3 separate regions of the Mus musculus genome follow, and all the other regions are linked to region 1. The links are chromatin loops, found by intact Hi-C in ENCODE. Cell type or tissue: left cerebral cortex. All regions are shown on one strand.

What was found. Hi-C counts contacts between places; a loop is a spot of excess contacts. Peaks named below come from ENCODE experiments on the same cell type or tissue, not always from the same donor. Only the 100,000 strongest peaks of a DNase experiment are listed, where the experiment ranks them.
Region 2: a loop joins it to region 1, with 19 times the contacts of the local background. A loop is called at or near these places in 15 of 42 quality-filtered maps.
Region 3: a loop joins it to region 1, with 2.2 times the contacts of the local background. A loop is called at or near these places in 3 of 42 quality-filtered maps.

Annotation. Positions count from the first base shown.
Region 1 is chr14:48,982,580-48,990,579 of GRCm38, reverse strand. It overlaps Gm36024 (a long non-coding RNA gene), which reads left to right and starts at 5,475. Exons shown (of 2, transcript XR_383418.2): 1 at 5,475-6,928; 2 at 7,374-8,000. In left cerebral cortex, a CTCF peak has its summit at 4,666; DNase peaks (open chromatin) are centred at 4,135 and 4,699; H3K4me3 peaks cover 51 bases.
Region 2 is chr14:48,521,191-48,529,190 of GRCm38, reverse strand. It overlaps a transcript of Tmem260 not described here. Among named protein-coding and RNA genes, the nearest start is that of 4930572G02Rik, 36 kb to the left of the region's middle. In left cerebral cortex, a CTCF peak has its summit at 4,877 (motif pointing left); DNase peaks (open chromatin) are centred at 2,231, 2,480, 3,993 and 4,882.
Region 3 is chr14:48,577,638-48,585,637 of GRCm38, reverse strand. No RefSeq gene overlaps it. Among named protein-coding and RNA genes, the nearest start is that of 4930572G02Rik, 21 kb to the right of the region's middle. In left cerebral cortex, a CTCF peak has its summit at 3,374 (motif pointing left); no DNase peak of the experiment used is centred here.

The DNA of each region.
Region 1 (8,000 bases):
ACAATTAAAATGTTTCTTGCTGTGTACGAGTGTGACCAGGAAGTGACGTTTTTTTCCCCCCTGTGATTTAATTTTTTTTCCCTAAACCAGAAAAGAAGCAGTTTGTAAGATTTTCTAATACAATTATCAAATGGAGCCTTAACCATTCATTCTGTTTACAGGTGGCTGAAATATTGTCGCCGATGCCTCTGTGTAATTTGTTGGAAGCACATTTGAGACATGTTACTGAACGGTCCCCTAGCCTTTGTTCCCCCTGTAGATCTCCATGGACGCTTTTTCTGGAGACTAGATCACTGTGCAGCCATTGTGCGCCTATTGTTTTCATCAACTGGGGCAATACTCTTCATAAAAGGCCCACATGATGAAACCATCATCTCGGAATCAAGAAGTCCAAAACTAAGATATAAACAGAGGGATCAGAGTGAGGGGTGCACTCTACGGTAGGGATGGAACGTGCTTCTTGTCCCTCGAACTGTCCTTGCTGTCCTTTCTTCAATCCTGAATAAAACAAACTGGCCTTAGAAATGAGAGGAGGAAAGGAAAAGCCGGAGTGACAGAGTTTTGTCTGCATTCTGAGGTCTTTAATTGGGAAATTCTTAAAGTAGAACACATTCACTGCGAAGCGTTTGGAAACTATTGAAACAGAGAGAATGCTGTGATCCCTGGTTCAGAGCAAAGACAGTCTTTGTTATATTTGACTTGTTTCGTTGTAAGGTTCTGGACTTCAGGGCTAAAACACTTCCCAGGAGACATTGAAGCTTTGGAGTGGGGACCTGGGTGAGACAAAGGGCTATGGGTTTGCTTTGTGTGAGCAAAACTTTCTGTGATTAAAAAAAAAAAAGAGTAATGGGTCCTTTTTGTGTTTAGAATATACTCTAATGTGATAAGTGAATGTTTACAGTACTGCTGTCTGTTAACATTTCCAAAGGCTCTTTGGCGTGCGCACACGCGCGGGGTGTGTGTGTGGGTGTTTAGGGAATTGTGTATTTGGTATTTAAAGGCTAATAAAAAATTGACAGGGAAATCATGTCAGACTATCTGCTGGAAACCAGCTATCAGTCCATATCCTTCCAGCCTTTAGACTTTCAGGCTCTTGTCATGAGCGGCTGAGTACTCTTATTTTTTTTTTTTTTTAAAGATTTATTTATTTATTATATGTAAGTACACTGTAGCTGTCTTCAGACACTCCAGAAGAGGGCGTTAGATCTTGTTACAGATGGTTGTGAGCCACCATGTGGTTGCTGGGATTTGAACTCTGGACCTTCGGAAGAACAGTCGGGTGCTCTTACCCACTGAGCCATCTCGCCAGCCCCCTGAGTACTCTTATAAACTGCCACTTGCCTGAGCTGTGGCCGATTGATTCATGAGAACTGCGTAGAAAAGTCATCAAATCTTAATGAGGATTTCTGAGACCTGTGATAGGTGGAGCTAAATCTGAGCCCAAGGATTAAATCCAGACTCCTTAGACTGCCAGGGAACAGACAATGATGGCCTTCATCCCAGGAACCAGACCAGACAGGTGGCTTTTCCTTTGCCCAAAGGATTCTTTCTCCCCTGCCTTACACTCTTACTGCATCTTCCTTGAAGGTGTCTTAGTGTCATCTTTGCCTGCTAACTGTAGCCATTGACTCCTCCAAATTCACAACCTCTCCCTCTGCATACAACATACTCTCACTCTCTCACACACACAGCACACTCACATACACATAACACATATACACTCACACCCATATACACATATACATACACATATACACATACATACACACAACACACACAACACGCTCACACATATAACACACACATACATAGCACACACATTCTCACACACATACACACTTACACACACATACACACTCACACATATATACACACACTCATATACATACACTCACACACATACATACACATACACATCCTTACACACTCACACACACTCTCACACTCACACATATACTCACATGCACATATACTCACACACATGCACACTCACACACACAGTCGCATACCACTCACCCCTTCAGTTATCACCACCTCCAGACTCATTATTTGCTTACTGCCTGCCCTTCCGCTTTCCTGTGGGCTCTCACAGCCTAGCACGACTTTATGAAGTGATCTACTGACTATGTGAGTTGCTAACCAGATTAATAAATAAATGAATGGGTTTTCTTAATGAGATAATGGCAGGAAGTACTCAGAACCCTGCACACATCTAGCACAGAGTACTCAAACCTTTCTGACTCCTGAGGAAGACCCACCAAGTTTGTGGTCAGTGTTCTGATGAATTATGACTGTATTTTATCCACCTTTTACAGAAGCAGCAACTCTGAAGCTTGGAAAGAATAGCACTTGTCTAAAGACACATGATCAATATGCACAGGACAGACATTCAAACTTAAACCATCTCATTCCGAACCCATGTGTCTACCAAAACCAGACACTTCCCTTTCTCTAGCAGAAAGCTCATGGTCACTATATGAATAAGCGGGTTAGTGTGCTCCTCACATGAAAGAAATTATAATAAAAGGTAACAGTAGATGCTAGATGTATAGAAAATGCTCAACAAACAGTGATGTTGTTGGTATGTATGTATATATATATCGTATAGCCTACCCAGAAGCAACCAAACCTAATGAAATCAGTAAAAACCTGATTTATATAGGGGCTTGGTTGGGTTGATAGCTGAAAAAAGAAGTTTAATATCTATTTAGTAGGAATGGGTCATTCTTGCAAGGGTGCTGTTTTTTCTTCTTCCTTTTAAATTTTCTCTGAAGCCAGATGTGGTGGGGCATGTCTTTAATCCCAGCACACAGGAGGCAGAGGCAGGCAGATCTCTCTGAGTTCAAGGCCAACCTGGTCTACAGAGTGAGTTCAAGGATAGCCAGAAATACACACTGTCACCCTATCTCAAAATAAAATAAAAATAGGTAAGTAAATAAATGAATGAATTTTATTATTTCTAATATACTCGTGCCACAGATATTTGTCTATTTTTTTTCTGCCCAGTAGTTGCCCCTATATAAAGAGTGATGTTATTATAAAAGTACTGACAGATATCACCAGCACAAGATGAGTCACATAACACAGCAGCCTCAGCCTCAGGTTTGAATCCATTTACTGAACTACTACCGTGAGGTCCATCCTGAGAGGTAGGACCAGCTTCTCCTTAACTCTAGTGCGGGGTAAACTGGGAACCGCCACCAGGGCCCCTTAATCCCTTAGTGGAAGGCTGAGAGTCCTAGACAGCTATCTTGAGTCAGATCTCGAGGAAAACAGTCTGACCACAGGAAAATCAAACTAGAACAACTGGAGGAATGAGTGCTGGCAACAGAAACACCAGACAAAACTTCGTGTGTGGGGGAAGCCAGCCACAGAGGGATAAAATAAAGTCAAATTCAGGTTCTGATGATGATGGTGATGATCTCAGAGGCAGGAGGATCAGGAGTTCAAAGTCACTCTCAGCTATATAGCAGATCTGAAAGCAGAAAGCTACTTGGCTTAATACCTCCCAGCCCTGCAAAAGGAATCTCCCTCCCCAGGGAGCAATTTCAACACAGGGGTCATTCCTTGCTCGACAGCTTCTGTTATGCTGCATCAAACTCACAACTTGTCTGAAAACCCCACTGTTAAGGCTTCATTATGGTATTAAAAAAAAAAAAAGGTATTTCCAGAAAGGGTAACATAATGAGCCTTTCCATGAATGGATATATTATGACTTTCAGCCCTGGCTGCAGCTTGGAAACACAGGGAGTACCGCTTTGTTGGTAGTGTTCTCTCCATACCTATACCCACTGTCAGAGACTCGGGCAGCTGGTCAAGGATGGGGGTGGGGTCCGGGCCAGGCGTGCACGCGCACGCGCGCACGTGTGTGTGTGTGTGTGTGTGTGTGTGTGTGTGTGTGTGTGTGTGTGTGTGTGTGTGTGGTTTAAATGAAAGGTGTCTTTAATGTGCAGTTCAAGTTGTGCTCCATCGGTTTGAGTGTGAAAAATTTGATCATCTCCTTTCTGGAGGGCAAGTTTTGATTGGGAAGGCCAGAAAATGGAGTTTGGCTGAAGGGACGCAGGGAGAAAGAAACACCTGGGGTGGTTATAGGGAAGTGGGGGGAGTGCAGATTAGGATGGGGAAGTGCTGAAAATAAACTATTTGTCAGCTTTGCCTAGGGCTGGCTCTGACCCAGGACGTGAGGGAGATAAGAGGCAAGGAGGAGCCTGAGCTTAGGGACGTGCATCTTCATAAATACATATTTAAAGCTCTCTCCCAGCGTTCCGAACGCCACCGGGTCCTGGGAGCTGACCACCTTTAACAAAGCCATTTTAGTTCCTGCAGGAATGGTTCTTCTGCCTTAACCCTAAAGTAAAAACTTCAGCCAAAGTGAGGATTAAAGTCTATCATGGGCCCTAGTGAATGAGGGCCTGCGTATGGACCCCGTGGGATGGTTTAGGTAGGAAATAAATTTTACTGTGTTATTTGGAAATCGCTGTACAAATGATTTTTGTTTTTTGTTTTTTGTTTTTGTTTTTGTTTTTTAATTAAAATCCAATTTCCTCAAATTGCTTTTGTTTGCTCCTCCATGGCAGGAACAGCTTGCCCCTTGCTCTGTTTTTCTGTTGTTTCATTTGTCAAGAATGTTGATGAGCTGTGTCAGAGCTTCGCTGTACCTCCGCCCTGCCACCTCTGAGAGGTGCTGTGGCACTGTGTACGGAGCTCCCGCAGCCTGGTTTGGAAGCCAGCTCTCGACCTTGGGTGAAGCTCATGCAGATTTCCGTGTCCCATCTGTAAAATGGGAACCATACCACTTCTAACGCCCACCTGGGACTTCAGTGGCGACACACGTGAAATTGCCTTGCCAATGTTAGTGGCACGGCAAGGAAGGGAGTGGGTTATTTGGAGATGATACAAGTTGCACTCAGTTTGTGGGCACCACTTTAAAATAGAGGTGCTGATCTGACTTGAGGCCCAACTGAGGTGACAGCTCGAGGTCATCACCATGGTGCCTGGGAACATCATTCATTGGATGTTCTGTCTGTCTGGACCACATAGACTGAAATGATGGAAAACTGAGTTTGTGTCTCCATCCTTCGTGTCAGACCAGAGTTCCGTCTTAACACCATCATAACTGTAGGTTCCTTAATCCCTCGCTCTTGGGGATGTGAGAGTCTCCCAGTACATTCAATCAATGCAACATCTGGGTAAAGCAGAGCCCCACTGGTGGGTTTAGGGTTGTCAGTCAGAATTGTGTGAGGCTTCTAACCTGTAAAAAGAAGGAAAGAAAGAAAGAAAGAAAGAAAGAAAGAAAGAAAGAAAGAAAGAAAGAAAGAAAGAAAGAAAGAAAGAAAGGAAGGAAGGAAGGAAGGAAGGAAGGAAGGAAGGAAGGAAGGAAGGAAGGAAGGAAGAAAGAAAGAAAGAAAGAAAGAAAGAAAGAAAGAAAGAAAGAAAGAAAGAAAGAAAGGAAGGAAGAAAGAAAGAAAGGAAGAAGAGAGAGAGAGAGAGAGAGAGAAAGAAAAACTAAATAGGAAACATGTTTCTTCGTTGTCTCCTGCCCCAAGACTACTCTTGTGCTCTTGATCTAGGACAGTGGTTCTCAGAGTGGAATCTCCAGACCAGCAGCATAGGCATCAATCAAGGGAAGTTGTTTAAATGCTAAGTCACCAGTAGCTACACCCAGAACTCTTGAACTAGAAGCTTTGGGGATAGGGCCAAGCAGTCTGCCTTAAGCAAGCCTTCCAGGAAACTGTGATGTTCCTATCATGGGAGAATCATTATTTCACAAGTAAACTACCCAGAAAGTCATGCTCACCAGTTTTCTTTGGCTCCACAAAAACAAAAACAAAACAAAAAAACAAAGACAAAAGCTTCCATTGGGGGTGACCCAGTGGAAGAGTGCATTCTTGACAGTATACAAAGCTATGAATTTAATCTCCAACACCACAGACACACACAGACACACAGACATACACACAGAGAGGGGGGGGTGGCCTTCAGACACTTCTTTGAGGCATCTTTGAGGCCAGTTTAGTCACCCCTTGTGGGAAGAGGGTTTTATTTGGTATGTATTGATTACTACCAACTGTCCTGAAGAAAGTTTCAACTCTTTGCACTCAAAAGCCTGGTTTCTTCTTAGAGTGTGCCTCTAAGTTAATGAATTTAGGGCAAAACTCTTGGCCTAGTGGGTATTAATGAGAAAAAAAGGAGACAGGATTTGTGGGAAAAACTGAGGCAGCCTTTGGAATTCTATAGTCCATAGGTTGAATTGACTCCAGAATGATGGCTGCAAACATAGTAAACTCATTTCTAGTCTGAATGCTACTTTGTTTCTTCCCTTCCAGAACCAGAGAGTGAAGTTTAGGTACAAGGGAACTGACCTTGGGGGGTGACCTTTTTTTCCCGTCCCACCTCACCATCAACTTGCTATGTCTTAGGCAAGTCAAACATCTTTGTTCCCATGAACGTCAAATTAGAGGGGAGACACTATAAGGTGACAAGAGGACATGATACCTTAGGACTCTCATAAACTGACCTCATTAAAAACTCCTAAGATGTCCTCCCATTCCAAGAGCTTTCCGTACTACTCTGAGTTAACTGCTTCTTCCTAGCCGGTACGTCCCGCCTGATCTCACCGCCATCATTTCCCTTGCAGGGAATCGTGCTCGTTGTAGAGTGGAACAGAGCCTTCCCTGGCACCGTGTGTCTCCCAGGGTTGGTTTCGCCATGGCAGCCCTCAGTCGAGCTTGGCTACAGGAGCCCAAATTGCCAGTAAGAGTTTCACTGGCCTGGGCCTTGTGTGCTGAAGGTGGGAGCAGCTGGCTTGGGCTTCTCCCTCAAACTCTGGGTCTCTTAAGGCTTAGCTTCACCCAGCGTCTGGACTCTGCGGTTTTTACTTTCAAGACTCACAACCTTGGGAAGAAAAGCTTGTGATTTCTCTTCCTGGGTAACTGTGCATTTTGTTATCTGACCTCAAGAAATAGCATGAAATTAACTTATTTCCCCTACCCTTGGTTAAAAGAAATGTAATTTTTTTCTGTGGCTCTCCCCACATTTGGTAATATCTGACCATAAATAGTTTTAGGACTAGAGAGGGCCAAGCAAATAAAACAGCCTTGCCCATGGGCTGGAGGAAAAAATTCTGCCCAACAAATTTAAATTGCCTCTCCTTTGATCATAACGCTTATTGGTGGCCCGAAGGAGGGTAGCACCAGTGGGCTAAGGGCAGAAATTTCCATTTCTATCACTTTTTTTTCCCCACTGGCATGGCTATCTGGACTGTTGGTCATGTTCTCTAAGTGGGTTGTGTCGCTTTCTGCTTCTGAATTGTACAGGAGAGCTGTGTAGGCTAACACTTAGGAATCGATGGTAATGAATGTTGTTTCCCATAGGATCACCATTCTGATTGTAATAGCTGAGAAGTCACATGCGGAAGCACAGAAAACACATTGCCCCCACCTTTTATTGATTCTGAACCTGAAAAGATGACGTCTTAGGTTCTAATGGACAAAGACAAGAGACTCGAAGGCCTATGAACCAAAAGCTGTTTTCTTGGTGGTCCTCAACTCTGGGATTCTGTAAACCCAGGACTGAAGAACTCCTCTCAGGCTCAGCCCACTGTTCGTGGTCTACTTTGAGGCAGTAAGTAAGCCCTTTCCCAAGTGTGAGTGGTGCTGGCACCTCCTTACCACAGAGGACTTTGGGGGAAGACAGTGATGGTGCCTCACATCGTAAGTCTTTCTTAATCTGTACGTATGGTGGGGGTTGACATAAAGAATGAGGTCAGGTCATTTGCAAGAAGGTGGAAGTATTTGGGAATCATGACATCACGTCTCAGAGAGACTATGCCATTTCTCATATGTGAATACGAGTATATAAAGACTGTGTATGTATATATGGCATGAAACAGAATCAAAACTGTCTAGGGAAACAAAGGGAATTAATGAAAGGGGGAGGGGTGGGGAGGAGCAACGTGGGGAAATACAAGAGGAGACCATTGCTCAATGTGCAAGACATAC
Region 2 (8,000 bases), 460 kb after region 1:
TACCAGGGTCTCATCTCCAGTCTCTCTTTCATGGTCCTGGTAAGCTGTCAGCTGGGTGAAATCTCTTCCCAGGAACAAGTCTTCCCTCTGGCTGGCACCAGCTTTTTCCTTTTTGCATGTAATTTCTTGGGAAGTTCCACTTTCTTGGGGACCATGGTCTCAATACTCTGAGAGCCACAGGGAGGGATACAATGTCTCCGTAGAAGATGCTCATCGCTGCCAATGGCTACAATATAGTTCTAAACTGGGTGACAGGGTCACAATTAGTTCTTTGCCTGTCCCATTCACAGCAGAGTAGCACGGCCTCCTGAGACACTTTTCTTGCTTACCCTTGACTTTGATCTGGGTGGGGCAAGGCAGGGCAGAGGGCATGCCTTTGCCAGTGAAATGTTGGCAGGGACTAGAGACATGCTGGCAGAGTTGATCTTTATCTGCTAGCTTATTGTCCTGATGCAAAGGGCACACTTTGCGAACCCCAGAAGAATGGGATGTGGAGCAAGCCACTAGCCAGCCCCAGCTGGGTCTCAGAGAATAGGTCTCACTCAGTTACAGATGTCCAAGCTAGAAGTACTTTCTTTTTGTATGCTGCGGACCATCTGCCTTTGACTCTCTTTCCATAGAAACAACCATCCCTTTGACTTGTTTCTGCTTTCTGAGGACTCTTATGATGTCATTCAGGGTGCCCTCAAACATCCCTTGCTTCATCCTCCAGACATGTCACTACGGCTGGCCTGGCCTGTAATAGCCGCTGCTTCCTCTCCCTCTTCCTGCGTATCTCTTTCCTCTTCTTTGGATCTCACTTTGTATCTTCTGGTAGCCTAGAACTCGATATCTAGAGCAGGCTAGCTTTGAACTCACAGAGATCCACCAGCCACTGCCTCTTGAGTGCTGGGATCACAGGCATGCGCCACCATCCCTAGCTTGTAATTGCTTCTTTTACCTACCTCATGCCTGCAAAAAAAAGGCCACAGGTTGTGGTTCGTTTTCTTTTCTGTTTTCTGAGTTTTTCTTTTCTTGTTTTCTTTGGCTTATGGTGAGGAACAAGGTCTTCTTTAGCACAGGCTATCCCAGAGCTCCATAGGTAGCCAATGATGAGCTCGACCTTCCATCCTCCTGTGGCTACCTTCCAAATGCTGGAGCTTACAGGCATGCACCACTGCTCCTCCTGGCTTGTATCCCATAATACCTGACATGTAGCAAGTGTTTAAAGGTAAGTGGGCCGTGTTAAGAGTAAACGCTCAATGGTGAAAGTCACGAGGATCTTAAAACATTGGGACACCTGGCCTGCTTGCCCTGGGTACACTGAGACAGCACCTAGCACAGCTGATAACAGTCCCTTCCTCTGCAGGACTCACATGGTGACTCTCCATGGATGTGGGCATCTCCCTTAGTGGCTTGCAGGATTACCTTGTGGTGGCTCTGTGCACTTCCTGTCCCCCTTGCAGTCTGTGGTTCCTCTTGTCCTATCACAGTCGTTACCTTTCTTGTTCACTTCCAGCTTCCACCAGCCTTGGAGCAGTGTGTCTTGGGCAGTCTCTCTCAGGTCCCTGGGGTACCAGGATGCTATTGTCAGCAGTTCTCTTCCTGTAGCATGACTTTGCTCCAGGCCTGCAGGCTCCTGAGGACTTATATAACTCACACACAGAGCTCTGAGGAGAATCAGAAGATGCTCTGGTGGACACCTTTCACTCCTCCCTTCTAATGAATGTCGTGGTGAATGTTCTCTGGACTCGTAGTCACCTTCATAAAGGAAACAGGAATTCCCATCACCCTTTGCTTTCCTTTCTCTCTTCTTTTTTCCTCTCCCTCACTTTCTCCCTCCCCCCCCCCCTTCTCTCTTTCTTTCCTTTTGAAATAAGGTTTCTCTGTATAGTCCTGTCTGTCCTGGAACTCCCTTTGTAGACCAGGCTGGCCTCAAACTCAGAGATCTGCCTGCCTCTGCCTCCTGAGTGCTGGGATTAAAGGTGCACCCTGTAATCCTCCTGGTTTATTGTGGGGTTTCTATCAGGCACGAGTGTCCCCAGAAAAAGTTTTGTCATACACCACCTATGGTGACCTGCCTATGTGGTGAAGGTGAGGCCGGCGTGGCTTCTGTCTGGTACGGAGCTAATTCTGCATGTAGCCATTGCAGTGACTCTCTGACTGTGGTGGCTTCCTGGGAGTAGCTGTGCTGTCTGGAGCACTAGCTCCCACTGTGTCAAGGAACTTCCTGGCTGAAGAAAACTGCAGTTCCAGATGGTCTGGTCCTGTGGAGCTGAGTGAGACTTCTACGATTCCAACAGCCAACTCTGCTGTCCGTCTGTCTGCCCCACCCTCCACCCCCACCCCCACCCCCGTGCATGTCTGTGTATTTGTGACAGCCATCTCTGCTGCTTTAAGACATCTTTCTTAGCAAACCTGCTGGGGGCAGGTCTGTCCTTTACAAGAAAACCCGTATGTGTGTGGGCTCTCATTTAGGCTGGGAGCTCAGCCTAAAGCCCAAACCGTGAATCCCGCAGGGTGAACTCCTCTAACGCTACCGCTACCTTCCCCTTGACAAGCGCTTCTCTCTGCTCTGTCACCTAGCACACACCGAAGCATGCTAGTGATGGAACTCTACAAAGTCAGATCTCAAAGGGACCGTGGTAACAAGATGCACAGTGCACAACCCTCGCAGGGAGACTCACTCCGTAAGCACAAGAACAAGAAACCCTAGCAGACAGGAGGGCGCCACAAGTCATTCCTCTGCCGGCTCAGCTTGCAGTTCTCTGTGATGTTTGTCTGTCTGTCTGTAGGTCCAACTGCCCATCCGCCTGTCTGTTCCCACCCCCCAGTGTATGTCTGTATGTCTGTGAGGAAGCGTGCTTATGATATCTGTGGTAGCCAGGGACTGGCTCAGCTGTCACTTCTCTGGCTACCTTTTCTCTTAAGACAGGTATTTTGACTGGCCCAGAATGTGCCTAGTTAGTTGACTAGGCTGGCTAGCCAGAGAACCCTAGGGGCCCACTGGTTTCTACCTCTTCAGTGTTCCACCATGCTTAGATTTTTTTTTTGACAAGTTCTAGGGAATTCAAGTCAGATTTTTCATGTTCACAAATCGAGCACTGCCTTGATTGAGACCATTTTCTTCTTTTGTTCTCTCAAACAAACAAACAAATAAACAAAAACCCAAAACAACAACAACAACAAAAAAAACAAACAAACAAAAACCCAACCGTCTATTGCCTTGAAGATTCCATAATAGCTATTCACAGTACAAAATTTAAAACTACAAAGAGCACAGAGCACTGGTTCTCAGCCTTCCTAATGCTATAAGCCTTTAACACAGCTCCTCATGTTGTGTTGAGCCCCAACCATTAGATCATTCCATTGCTACTTCAGATCTGTAATTTTCCTACTGTTACGAATCATAATGTAAATATCTGATTGCAACACCCCCCCCCCACGCGGTCACGCCCCACAGGTTGAGAACCGCTGGCATAGAGGGCCAAGTAGAACCTTGGTCCAACTTAGGTGTTCCTCCCTCGCCTGGAAGCTCTGTGGCAGTTCCCACCTATGATTCTTAGGTCCCACGATCCTGAGGTGGCATCTAAAGCTATTGCAGAGCCCTAGGCTGTGAGAAGGAGCTGTGTGTGTGTGTGGGGGGGTGACAGCCAGGATTCCAGGCCCATCAGATTGATGCCTACAGAAGGTTTGATCAGACAGCATGGGCTGGGTCGCCTGTGGCTGCCCATTCCCCGCCACCGGATACTCAGGAAATAGTGAGTTCTTGGCAGGAGGAGGCCTACAGTCTTTTTTGTCTTTACTTTTTGCCTGTTAGGTTTTATTACATTCTGTTTTCCTTCAGCTTTGCCTTGCAGTCAATTAGAGCACTTACAGGTGAATGTTTGTTTATGTATGTCATGTAGCTGTCCCTTCAGGGGTGGCTCTGTGCATCTGAGGCAGGAGGCTATGTTTGTATTTTAAACTAAGTGGAACGGGCCAAAAACCCCTCCCAGGCTGTGGAAAGTTACCAGCGAGGCATGCATTTAGAGGGCCTGTGGGTGGCTCGCCTAGCGAAAGGCACTTGCCAAGGCCCAAGCGTGGCTACCTGAACTCGATCCCTGGAGCCCACAGAAAGGTGAAAGAAGAGAGCTGAGGTCACTAAGTTGTCTTTGACTTCCACGCACATGCCGTGGCTCTCGAGCCCACACGCTTCATGCATAATTTAAAGCCAAAATAAATCTTAAAAAAGAGAAAAATCTGTGCTGGCTACAAGAGGAGGGTGGACCCTGGATAATCAGGGTGTTGGCAATTCTCTTGTTCTCCGAGATTCATGCCCTGCTTAACGACTCAGCGCCTGTCTGTGATAGTCTTCAGGTCTGCTATGCTATAGGAATTAGCTCCATCAGCCTTCAGAGTGACTTACCAGCTAGCCCCTCCAGAAATCTGAAGACATAATTCTTTTCTTCTCCGAATTTTCCATCTCTAAGCCTTCTAATTCTCCTTCAAATTTTCATCTGTAAAGTTAATGCAATCCAATAAGAAAATAATGTACTCTTGAGACGCTGACATGCTCAGAGCCATTTTATCCTGCCCTAAAGCCTGGAAAGTTTGAATTTTCCAGATAAAAAATAGTTAGAAATAATAGAATAATTCACTGTACTGTAACAATTAAATCCAGCAATTGAACACCATGCATTGGTAAATACAAGGTTCGCGACAGCTGAAAGTCTCCCATGTACTTAGAGACAGAAACAAAGTTCTAAATCGAAAGCCTCTATTCCCAACCACATCCCAAAATGTAAATAAGCATTCAAGCATGCGGCTACATATCTTTACAGAGGCAATTACAAACAAGCCTGATTATCAGTCTAGGGAGGTCTCCAGCGCACACAGTCTTATCTGTTCTGCCCCCTACTGGAAAAAGCGTGCAAGGCGGGCATTATTTCTGATTAATTTTTGGCATCATTTCTCTGCGTCTGCTTTAGGAATGCAAAGCGTGAAATTTATAGTAGCAGGTTTAATATTCCATCTAGCCAAAATGATTTTGCTACAAGGACTTTACCTTTGGTGGATATTTTGGGTTGGTTTCCCCCCACCGCCTCAAGAATATAGATTGCTTCTTCCTTTCGTGGCAACCCCCTGTCCAAATTCTTTTTAAGCTGTCACCCAACTCAGTACGTGGCAGGAATAATTTCATGCTGAGGGAAATGTATTTAATTCCACATCTTGTAAGAATAATTACTTAGCATAATGCCACTTAAAATGTATTTTTATCTGCAAATGCTAATGAAGCTACAAAAGTCTGAATCATCTTTTGAGAGAATTAGGGTATTAAGGGTGTTTCAACTCCACTCTCTTTTCTCCCTGAAGAAGAATCTAGAACCCACTAATCTGAGAGTGGACTTGCTGGCTTTGAGCTGGGTATGAGCCTGCTGACTTTGGGGACATTAAGGCACAGAGGCTTCCTCAGAGCCTTCCTAAGCTCTGGACTCAGAACTTCAGGCTTCCTGAGAAGCTCTGTTCTCACCCAGGTCATCTGAATGGCCACTGGGAGGAAAGGAGGAAGGGAGGGAAGGAGGAGGGGAGAGAGGGAGTGTGGGCCTAGGGCCAATGCAAGCCACCTACCCTAATGGCCTGTCTGGTAGCAGGCTGTGGCCCTTGTCATTAAGAATCTTATCTCTTTGATCATTGGTGTGCCCAACCAGCAAAGAGCATTGTTCTCTCTTTTGTTCTGCCCAAGGCCTGAAAGCAGTCGACAAAAGATGACAAAGAGTGAGGGGGCAATAGCTGCTTTGTGTGGCAGCTTCTTTTAAATCCCTTTATTTTGGAAAGGTTGGAGAATTACAGCAGTGTCACAAAGATTATTCGGGAAGCACCTGTCTACCCAACTTCACCTTGTGAATGTCTCACACGACTTCACAGAAATGCACACCAGCAAGAAAGAGGCTGTGGGCCACTCCAAAGGCTTTAATCTCACCAGTGTGCATTTTGCTGCCATGTCTATATTAGGTCTTCTTAGCTCTGTGACACCTTTCTCTATCTTTCATGATGTTGGGACATCTGGACGGTGCTCACCGAGTGTTTTGTTGGCTGTCTTTTGCTTGTGCAATGTTTTCTCACAATTAATGAGTGGACGACATCGGGGTAAGAATACTACAGAAGCAAGCAAGGGTTCTTTGTTGGTGCTCTGTGGAATCAGGGCCCGCTTTCCAGCAGGGCTGAACAGGGACATGTGTCAAGGCTACCTGAGATCAGGGGGCCATTGAGGAACCCAAGTAGTGGTTGTAAGGAGAGCTAGGTAGGAGCCTGAACCAGAGACACACATTTGTCTACCCTCTCATCTGCTTTCTCTGCTGTGATCATGGTAGATGGAGAATTGAGAACACTTCTTTGCTGTGGGAAGACAGCACTGTTTTTGTAAAGCTCCAATGCCATTAAGATCAGCAGAAGGTCAAGAAGCAGCCAAAGAAGGCAAGGGACTGAGGTGTGGGTGTGTGCAGCGATGTGCCAAAGGGAATGTGCTGCTAAACAACCCCTTTTGGGTCTAGTGTAGCCCTCTGTGGATTCATCAGAGCTCCAGAAAACCAGATATGGAGATGCAGGCACCTCGGTGGGTGGAAACTAGTGACCGTGCGCTGAGAGGAAGTGGGAACCATTTCTTAAGCAGTGTTCCCAGCCATTAGAAAGTGTGCTGGATTCCTGTGGGTGGGGAAGCTTTGTTAGCGGTAATGGGATCCTTAGGTACCTTTTATATTTTCATTTTGCCCTCCCCCAACCCCTCTCTAAGGGGCACCTTTCTAGGGTTTAGCATCCCTGTCTGTTTAGTACCTGTCTGAAAGTTACTACTCAGGCCTGGGACATCTGGACTTTGTTTTAGGAGCTTAGGAAATGCTTATTAAGAAAAAAGTTTTAATGAGTTTATGAATAAGTGCTCACTTGAAAAAATAAAAGAAAGATACGTAGGCCACTTTTCCCTCCTGAGAAATCTATGACCTTCACCTCAGGCTGCAGGTGAGAACCCAGCAATGGCTATGTGCACAGGACCTTGAGCTTCCTGCCCTAGGTGAACCCTGCAAGTATGTGGAGATGCTGACAGGAAGGAGTCTTCTTTTCCAAGTCCCTGAGCTCTAGAATCAGAATCATTGGTAGGACACTGGATAGTATCAAATGTATAGATGGCAAACTCTGAGACTGAGAAGCTGGAGAGAGGGTAGTATGGTTAGGCTTCTTTCTGGTATCCCATAGGTTTGAAAAATGAATATAAGGAGATTAGTCATGGCAGTGGGAATGGGCCACGTGGGATAAATCATAAACACGTGGTTTTTACACATCTATCTATCTATCTATCTATCTATCTATCTATCTATCTATCTATCTATCTATCTATCTATCATCTATCTATATCTCTATCATCTATCTTTCATCTATTACCTACCTGTCTATTGATCTGTCTGTTTATTCTTACATACATGCAAGACTGAGACATATCTCCCTAATTGATGGGACTGGTTTCATTTATTCGCTCAGTGATTACCTTTTTGTGATTACCAATTATCTATATAACTTCAATAGCATTATTTATAGTTGTCATGGCAATTTAAATTGCATTATTACGTTTTTGCACACCGAGTTGGGGAGATGGTAAAGGGCTTGCCACACAAGCAAGGAGAGCTGACTTGCTCCCTAGCACTTATGCGAGACCCTGGGTATGCTATGTGCATGTGTTCCATGCCAGTCTCGTTTAACTGACAGACACAGGGCCCAGTGAGAGGAAAAGCCTTTGAAAAGCCAAGGTGAGTGGAGCTGATTGGAGCTAGAGAGATGGCTCAGCAGTTAGGAGCACTGACTGCTCTTCCAGAGGTCCTGAGTTCAATTCCCAGCAACCACAATGGTGGCTTACAACCATCTGTAATGGGATCCAATGCCGTCTTCTGGTGCATCTGAACAGAGGGACAACGTACTCCTATACATAAAGTAAATAAATAATTCCAAAAAGGGGGAAAAAAAGCCAAGGTGGTCAGCTCCTGAGGACCAAC
Region 3 (8,000 bases), 400 kb after region 1:
AAAGGAGGTTGTGAGCTGCCTTATAGGGGCTGGAAATGAAACCTGGATCCTTTGGAAGAACAGCCAATTTCGTAACTACTGAGCTCTCTTTCCAGTCCCCCTACTTTGCTTTATGTTTTGTTTTGTTTTGTTTTGTTTTGTTTTAAACCTTACTTTACATGTCTGAGTGTTTTGCCTGAATGTATGTATGTGTACTACATGTGTACAGGAGTCCGAGTAGGTAAGAAGAGGGCATCAGATTTCCTGGGACTGGAGGTTACTAATGTTTGTGGGCTACCATGTAGGGGCTGGACACCAAACTTGGTTTCTTTGCAAGAACAAGTGCTCTTAACCACTGATTCATTTCTCCAGACCCTATGCTGATTTTTGTTTTGTTTTGTTTTGTTTTGTTTTGTTTTGCTTTGCTTTTAAGACAGGCTTTCTCTGCAGGCTGTCCTGGGACCCGCTTTGCAGATCAGGCTGGCCTTGAACTCAGAGATCTACCTGTGTCTGCCTCCCTAGTCCTGGGATTATTGAAGGCATGCACCACCACAGACTGGCCATTTGTACCTTTCTAAGAACAAAAACGTTGTGCTGTACAGAGAGAGTATTTTAAAACGAAATTATTTAACCTATTTTGGGTCTAATTGTACTATTTATAAGATGTTATGTTTTATCTTCATAAAGGGCTGGACCTAAGAGACATTTTGATGTCTTGTATGAAGCAGTCAGACTTTCTTAGTGCTTACTTGCATATCAGGCATGCTGTAAACAAGAACTGGCTTTAAAAAAAAAGGCAGCTGATGCCACTTATAATTAAGCTAGGGAGACAGACTACGGAGCACAATGATGACAGAGATGATGTCACTCCTGAAGAGCTCATTGTATCCAGTGGCCACACCAAGCCTTCTGCATGAGTGATCTCCAGTCACCCCCACAGCAATTCCACGTGTCAGGACAAACTCACTTTATAAACAAGGGACTCAAGGATTAAGTTATTTGCTTAATATCTCATAGTTAGTAACTGTAGTACTGGAATCTGAACGTGGTATGACTCTGAGGCCATTGCATTTGGTTTAGCTTCAGGAAATCATGCCCTACACAAACAAACACTGCAGGCCACCTCATAAATACAAACAAAAAGCCAAAGTCAGGAGCAACTATGATGGAAGAATTGACTAGGACAGTACACTTAGTTCTTATTTATTATTATCATTAATTATTAATATGCAACCTCTTTGTCTAGGGTTATCATCTTTAGACCAACTACTAGGATGTAGCTATAAAGATGTGAGTTTCTGATTCTAAGCACCATAATAACTTCTTCTGTATGTTTATATTTTTCATAGAATTAGCAAGTTGTACGGAATATTATTTTATTGGCAGCTGTCACTTAGCCAACTTTAAAGTCTTTCTCATTGCATGTCCATTACAGGGACCGAGCATATGGTATATCACAAAGACTCCTAGCAAATCTTCATGCCTAGGTCAACATCCTCTAAACAGTGGTTCCCAACCTTCCTGATGCTGTGACCCTTTAATTCAGTTCCTCATGCTGTGGTGACCCCAACCATAAAATTGTTTTTGTCTCTACTCTATAACTAAAATTTTGCTACTGTTATAAATCATTATGTAAACATCTGATATGCAGGATATCTGATATGTGACCCCTGTGAAAGGGTCATTTGACCCCCAAATGGGTTGCAACCCACAGGCGTGAGCCACTGGTGTAGAGCACAGGTAGTCACTGAGGCCCATTGTGGTTTTTCTTCTGCGTGCGCTAGTTGCTGATTCCACATGCAGAGCTCACAGAGGATCTATTAAGAAGTTTTTCCCTTCCACACTTGTTTCCCAGACTCTTAGTTCCTCTCTCAAGGGTATGCAGTGTGGATTGGATGTCACTCCAGGGCGTGTTTTATGTACATCTAAGCTTCTATATTTGTGCCATTTATCACTCTCAGCCATATTAAAAATGTGGAAGTGTACTTGGCACACACTGGGTTTGCTTTTCAGCTTGGTGATCCATTTGGCAGATCATTCTATGTTACATAAAAACTCTCCTCTCTCTTTTTTTTCTCTCTCTCTCTTTCTCTCTCCTCTCTCTTTCTCTCTCTCCCTCTCAATGGAGGTTTGATAATTCATTTAACTAGTTTCTGCTTGACATACACAACCATTTCTAGAGCAATTAGTATTTTTATAGAAAAAAAAATCCTGTACTTGGAATTGTTGGGTCACTATGGAAGTGTCAGATTGCCCCAGATGCTTTCCTAACAGGCAGCTCTCTGGGAGTTGCCCCAGCAGGGCGCTTTGGTACCTGGCTCACACTCCATCCACAGCACCACAAGTTTTCCGTCCTGTATCACTAGGGTGGGCAAACACAAGTAGCTGGGGTAGTTGTGCCTTGCATTTCTCTTCTGGTGAGTGATATCATCTCTTGGCAGAGCTGGCTCTGCTGTCTATCAGTCAGGACGAGTCCAGGAAGAGAGCAGAGCAATTCAGGGACTTGTCCAAGGGATAAGAGACACAGAAGCAGAAGTCTTTCTTTTTGTGGATTACCTGGCTCTTGAAAGCCAGCATTTAGGAGTCTGAGGCAGGAGGTCATTAGTTCAACGCCTGCCTAGGTTATACAGTGAGACTTTGTCTAAAACAAACAAACAAACAAACAAACAAACAAACAAACAAACACACAGGTGGTGTGGTGGTTCAAGCAGGTAAAGGCAGCCATGCCAAGCCTGAGCCCGTCTCCAAGATCCACAGGGTAGGAGGAGGGGAGGAGGGGAGGAGGGGAGGAGGGGAGGAGGGGAGGAGGGGAGGAGGGGAGGAGGGGAGGAGAGGAGGAGGGGGCCGATTCCTAATGGTTGTCCTCCAACCTTCTTCATGTGCACACTTCATAAATAAATGTAATTTTAAACAATGTTTAAATCAATCAAACAAGAAAACTTACTCTTCTGAGGTCATACATTTTACTCATTTAAAACACATAAGTTATGGAGTGGAGAAATGTTGCCCCGTAAGTTAAGCTAAACTCCTGCTCTTCTAGAGAGTTTGGGTCTGGTTCCCAGCACCAACAGCACATAACTCCAATTCTAGGAGGCTCCATGCTCTCTTCTGGTCTTCCTGGGCATTCACATACACACATCACACACACACACACACATACACACACACACACACACACACACACACACACACACACACACACATGTCACACACACACAGAGAAAAATAATCATAACAATAAAAATTTAAATATATGAGTCAGAGGGCTGGAAAGATAGTTCAATAATTAGAGGTGTGTTCTGATGCCAGAGTACCTGGTTTTGGCTCCTGGCATCTGTGCTTTGGGTGGCTCACAATTGCCTGTAATTCTAGCTCCTAGGGGTCAAGCACCCCCTTCTGGCCTCTGAGGGTAACCACACATACATGGCAAACACATGTACATATACAAATAAAGTAAATTTTAAAAATATTAAATATACAAATTGTGTTGGGAGTGGAGCTCAGTGATAGGACGTGAACTTTTCATTGCTAGAGTTTCCTTAGTTTGGTTCCTAGTACCATAAAATACATACATACATACATGCATACATACGTTCATACTTACGTACGTACAGTCCAATTACTAAACACCTGCCATGTATCAGCAGGATTTGGATGAAGCACTGAGGATACAGTGAGGAAAACACAGAAAGTTTCTGCAGTCTTTGCTGGCTCTCTAGTGCAGGGAGGTAAGCAGTGAAAACATGTCAGGTGACGTGTAGCTCATCACACAGACCACTTCCTTTTCAGGACAAGGCAGACAAACTAGGACAGTCCAGAGCAAAAATGTAAACATCTAGTCACCTTTTTAAGAAAGAAAAAGAGAGCTAAGCAAGGCACAGAGATTATAGTGGTCAGTTAGAACCAGTCCACGTTGTTCTACAAATCCCCGCGACCCCTCAGACAGCCACCTCAAGTTAGTGTCCTCCAAGAGTCCCTGGAGTCACTTTATAGGAATTCACGTTTGTTTGCAGACACCATCCCAGTTGAGGACTGATAAAAACCCTAGAGAACTGGCTGTGCCCTCTTCAAGAAAGTAGCTGCATGTCCTTAGGTAAGTGATCTCCAGGACTGAGTCCTGTCCTTTGTATGTAGAGAGGAACTTCCCCCTTTAAAGCATAGCTCTCTCTCTCTCTCTCTCTCTCTCTCTCTCTCTCTCTCTCTCTCTCTCTCTCTCTCTCTCTCTCTCTCTCTCGACAGGGTTTCTCTGTGTAGCCCTGGCTGTCCTGGAACTTGCTCTGTAGACCAGGCTGGCCTTCAACTCACAAAGGCTTGCCTGCCTCTGCCCCCCAAGTGCTGGGATCAAAGGCAAGCGCCACCACTGCCTGTCATGCATAGCTCTTAATGCTGAATGCAGATATTTGACTATGCTTGCACTTTTCAGAGGGAAAGAGAGACTTGGACATTTTACAACCTAATCCTTGAGACTTGGATCTACGGAGCTGCAGCCCCCCCGGGTTTTGTCGGCTGTTCTGCAGCATTTCAAAATAGCATCTCCTTAAATAAGTCACCCTTCTCTCATAGTTGAAGTCACCATTTCCTTTCTAGGACGCTAGGTTATCAATCCTTCAATGCAAACATTTCTAATGACTGGGACCTGTTTGTGCCTTCCCTTGATACATCCAGCCTTTTTCTAACACAAAACGCATACAGGTACTATGTTCCGGTCCATCTTGCCTTCAAATTCCAAAGGCACCCGAAGTGCCAGGAGGAAAGGCTAAAGCAGAAAGACATGCAAATGAGCACAAGCCTGGAAGGTGGGACCCCAGGGGTGCTGGCGGCCTGCTCTCTGGGCTGAGCATAAACCTCCTGACCCAGCCTCCCCCTGAGGTCCCGATTACTCTACAGGTTATTTTTCTCAGTTATTGTGAAGTGATAATGTGCTCCCCATATGAAATTCATATCATTTGTGTTTGGCCTCCTTTGCCACTTAAGGGTTGCGAGGGGCACCATTTTAAAATTAATTTGCTGGGTGTTCTGTCTATCTGTTAGGAACAGGAGGAAGCAGCCCCGACCGAGTATTTATCAGACACATGCCGCCCATCTGCCAGAGCTGGGTCGCCGAGGATTTGCTGTTTAATCCTTCAGACCCATCTGTAGGGGGTTCAAAATGCTGACCAGGAAGCTAGACGAGATGAGGTTTATTTAATTAGAAAAACGACTCTGGGGGTTACTAGGAATCACTCTGAAGGAGGAAGGGTTTTGGGCCACCTCACTCCTGTAGGGTGGGGGCAGGTCAAAATGAGGAGAGTACAGAGATCATTGTGGTGTGGTGTGGTGTGGTGTGGTGTGGTGTGGTGTGGTGTGGTGTGGTGTGGTGTGGTGTGGTTTGGTTTGGTTTGGTTTGGTTTAAGTGGTGTGGCCTAGCTGGGGGAGAAGCTTTCCTTCTTGGTTCTGTATGAGCCGGAAACAGCTGCAGCAACAGGGCGTGTCCCAGGAAGCAAGCGAGCCAGTGCCCAGTGCCAGCAACCTGTACTGGGCCTGCAACACTGAATACAGACTCAAACCAGGAAGCCTGCTCATCCCGGAGCTGAACCTGGTAGGACTCTGAACTGGGGGCTACAAAAGCTAACTCACCTGAGGCTGAAAGCCGTCAGGACAAACACTGTTACCTACATCTTAGTCCTAAAACCTCACTATGAGAGTCTTATAACTGGCGTTTAGGGCCATTTTGAGAATGACTTTTTTTTTTTTTTAGGTAAGGGAAAGAACAAAATTACATTTTAAATTTCCTCCAAATGGGGGAGAAAATGACACTTGCTCAAAACAAAATATCCAGCAATGGTGCCTTTCCTTTTGTGTGTGAAAATATTATTAGTATAATCGGGTTCTGCGGGACCGCCGTTTAGGACAACCAAGCGCGGATAATCATGTGCCCCCTCCTCGCCTCCGATGGCATTCCTCACCTCCTGGCACTATAAGCATTCAAGTACGCTGAGGTAAATGGTCCCCTGTCTGCTTCAGGCCCTCTGAAATGGTCTCCCTGTTGCGACTCAGATTCCTGGACACTGGTCACCTATGGACCACATTTTTGAGGCTGTATCCCTTTAGGGTTATTGTCCAGGGACAACAGTTCACTCTGCGGAGTAGGTGTTCCCTAAAAGCAACTGCTTGCTAGAAGAGACTTTACCTTTCTTTCATAAATTGTCAACCATTCTGAGGAGCAGGTAGCCCTAGACTAATATCCCCATCCCTACCCATATTCCAACCCACCCTGTCTCTCCCTCACAACAGAGGGCACGCGGGGTGGAGCAGGGGCTCCCCATCGCCACAGCCTACTTACCCCATTTCCTCCCAGACAGAGGCTACAGTGAAGTGCAAAATACTTCAAAGCCCTAAGGTTCTTCTGGTTGCTGAAAATAAAATAAGATGTAAGTGTGTACGAGGGCAGGGTCTCCCTCAGCTGCAGGTGCTGTTTTCCCTGTTCAGTAGGTGAGCCAATGTTTCTCTCCACGATGGAGCATCTACCTCATCCCTGAACAAAACCTCTGAGTTTTAATATCTAGAAGCTGATGACTTACCTGACGTTTGAAGGAGATTCCAAAATGCCTCCTTGAAAACTTCTAAGGAATGTGGTATTTAGCCAGGTGTGGGGGTTCAGGCCTCCACTCCCATCACTTATGGGGCTAAGGCAAGACAATTATGAGGACAAGGCTAATGTTAATCCCAGACTTTCCAGAGAAAGACCACCAACCCAAATCATCATGTCCAAATTAATTAATTATATATATACATAGATATGTGTGTGTGTACATATATACATACATATATATGGATGTGTGTATATATATATATGTGTGTGTGTGTGTGTGTGTGTGTGTATGTATATATATATGCCTCATGTACATGGGCTGTCTCTCCCTAAAATCAAAATCAGGGTTCAAAAAATCAGTACTGAATGTAAGGAATACATGGTTATTATAGCTCGGGGGGAGGGGCTTCCAAATGTGGGATTTGCTGTACAAAATAGGCTGAGTTTCAGGAGCAGAAGAGAGGCATAAGAAGGTTGCCATAACGAGCTCCTGTTTCAGGAGCAGAAGAGAGGCATGATAGCAGATGGTTGTAACAAGGTAGTCAGAACAAGGTAGTCAAACAATCTTTTGAACCAAAGGTAGGGTTGCAAAATGGTTAAAAACAACTTTTTAAAACAAAGGCCTGGTTGCTATATCCTGGAGCAAGCAGCACAGAACCATTTGCAGTTAAGGTGACAGGTGGGCATAGCCCAGCCCTTGAGAAACAGAGATAATCACAAACAGAAATGAGCCTAGTTTGTCTTTACTGTAAGATGGCTTCCAAGCCTAAAACGGAGGCAGGCTGGCTCTGCTTTAGCTTTTTTTTTTGGGGGGGGGGGGGAGGAAGAGTAGGGGAAGGTAGGGGAGGAAGAGTGGGGGTGGGGGAAGCAAAGGAAATTCCTTACTGGAGTAAAGACAGTAAAGACTCTATTAGATGGAAAACACACACACACACACACACACACACACACACACACACACACACACACCATTAAATTAAAAAAAAACAACCTTTTTTAAAGCAAGAGCAGCAGTAGCAATGATAATAACAAAATAAAACAAAAACACACAAGGCAAAGCCATGCATGGTGGTGCACATTTTTAATCTCAGCACTTGGGAGGCTGAGGCAGGAAGATCTCGGAGTTTGAGGCCAGCCTGGAGAATTCTAAGACTGTCAGGGCTACATAGACACCTTGTCTGGAAAAAACGACTACCATCACCACCATCACTGCCACCACCACCACCAACAAAACAAACAAACAAACAAACAAAAACAACTATGTGAGGCTTAAGAACAACGCAACCTATGGCTCCTTGGGAAAAACATTTTTTTGTGTGTCTGAGCTACCAGCGTCCTCCTCCTCCATGGCCTTGTCTTGGTGTTCTGTAGTCTGGCTCTCCAGGGCTGTGTCAGTCTGTGGAAGCTTGTTTACTTTGGAGACCACCATGTCTGGTGGGTATCCTAATTT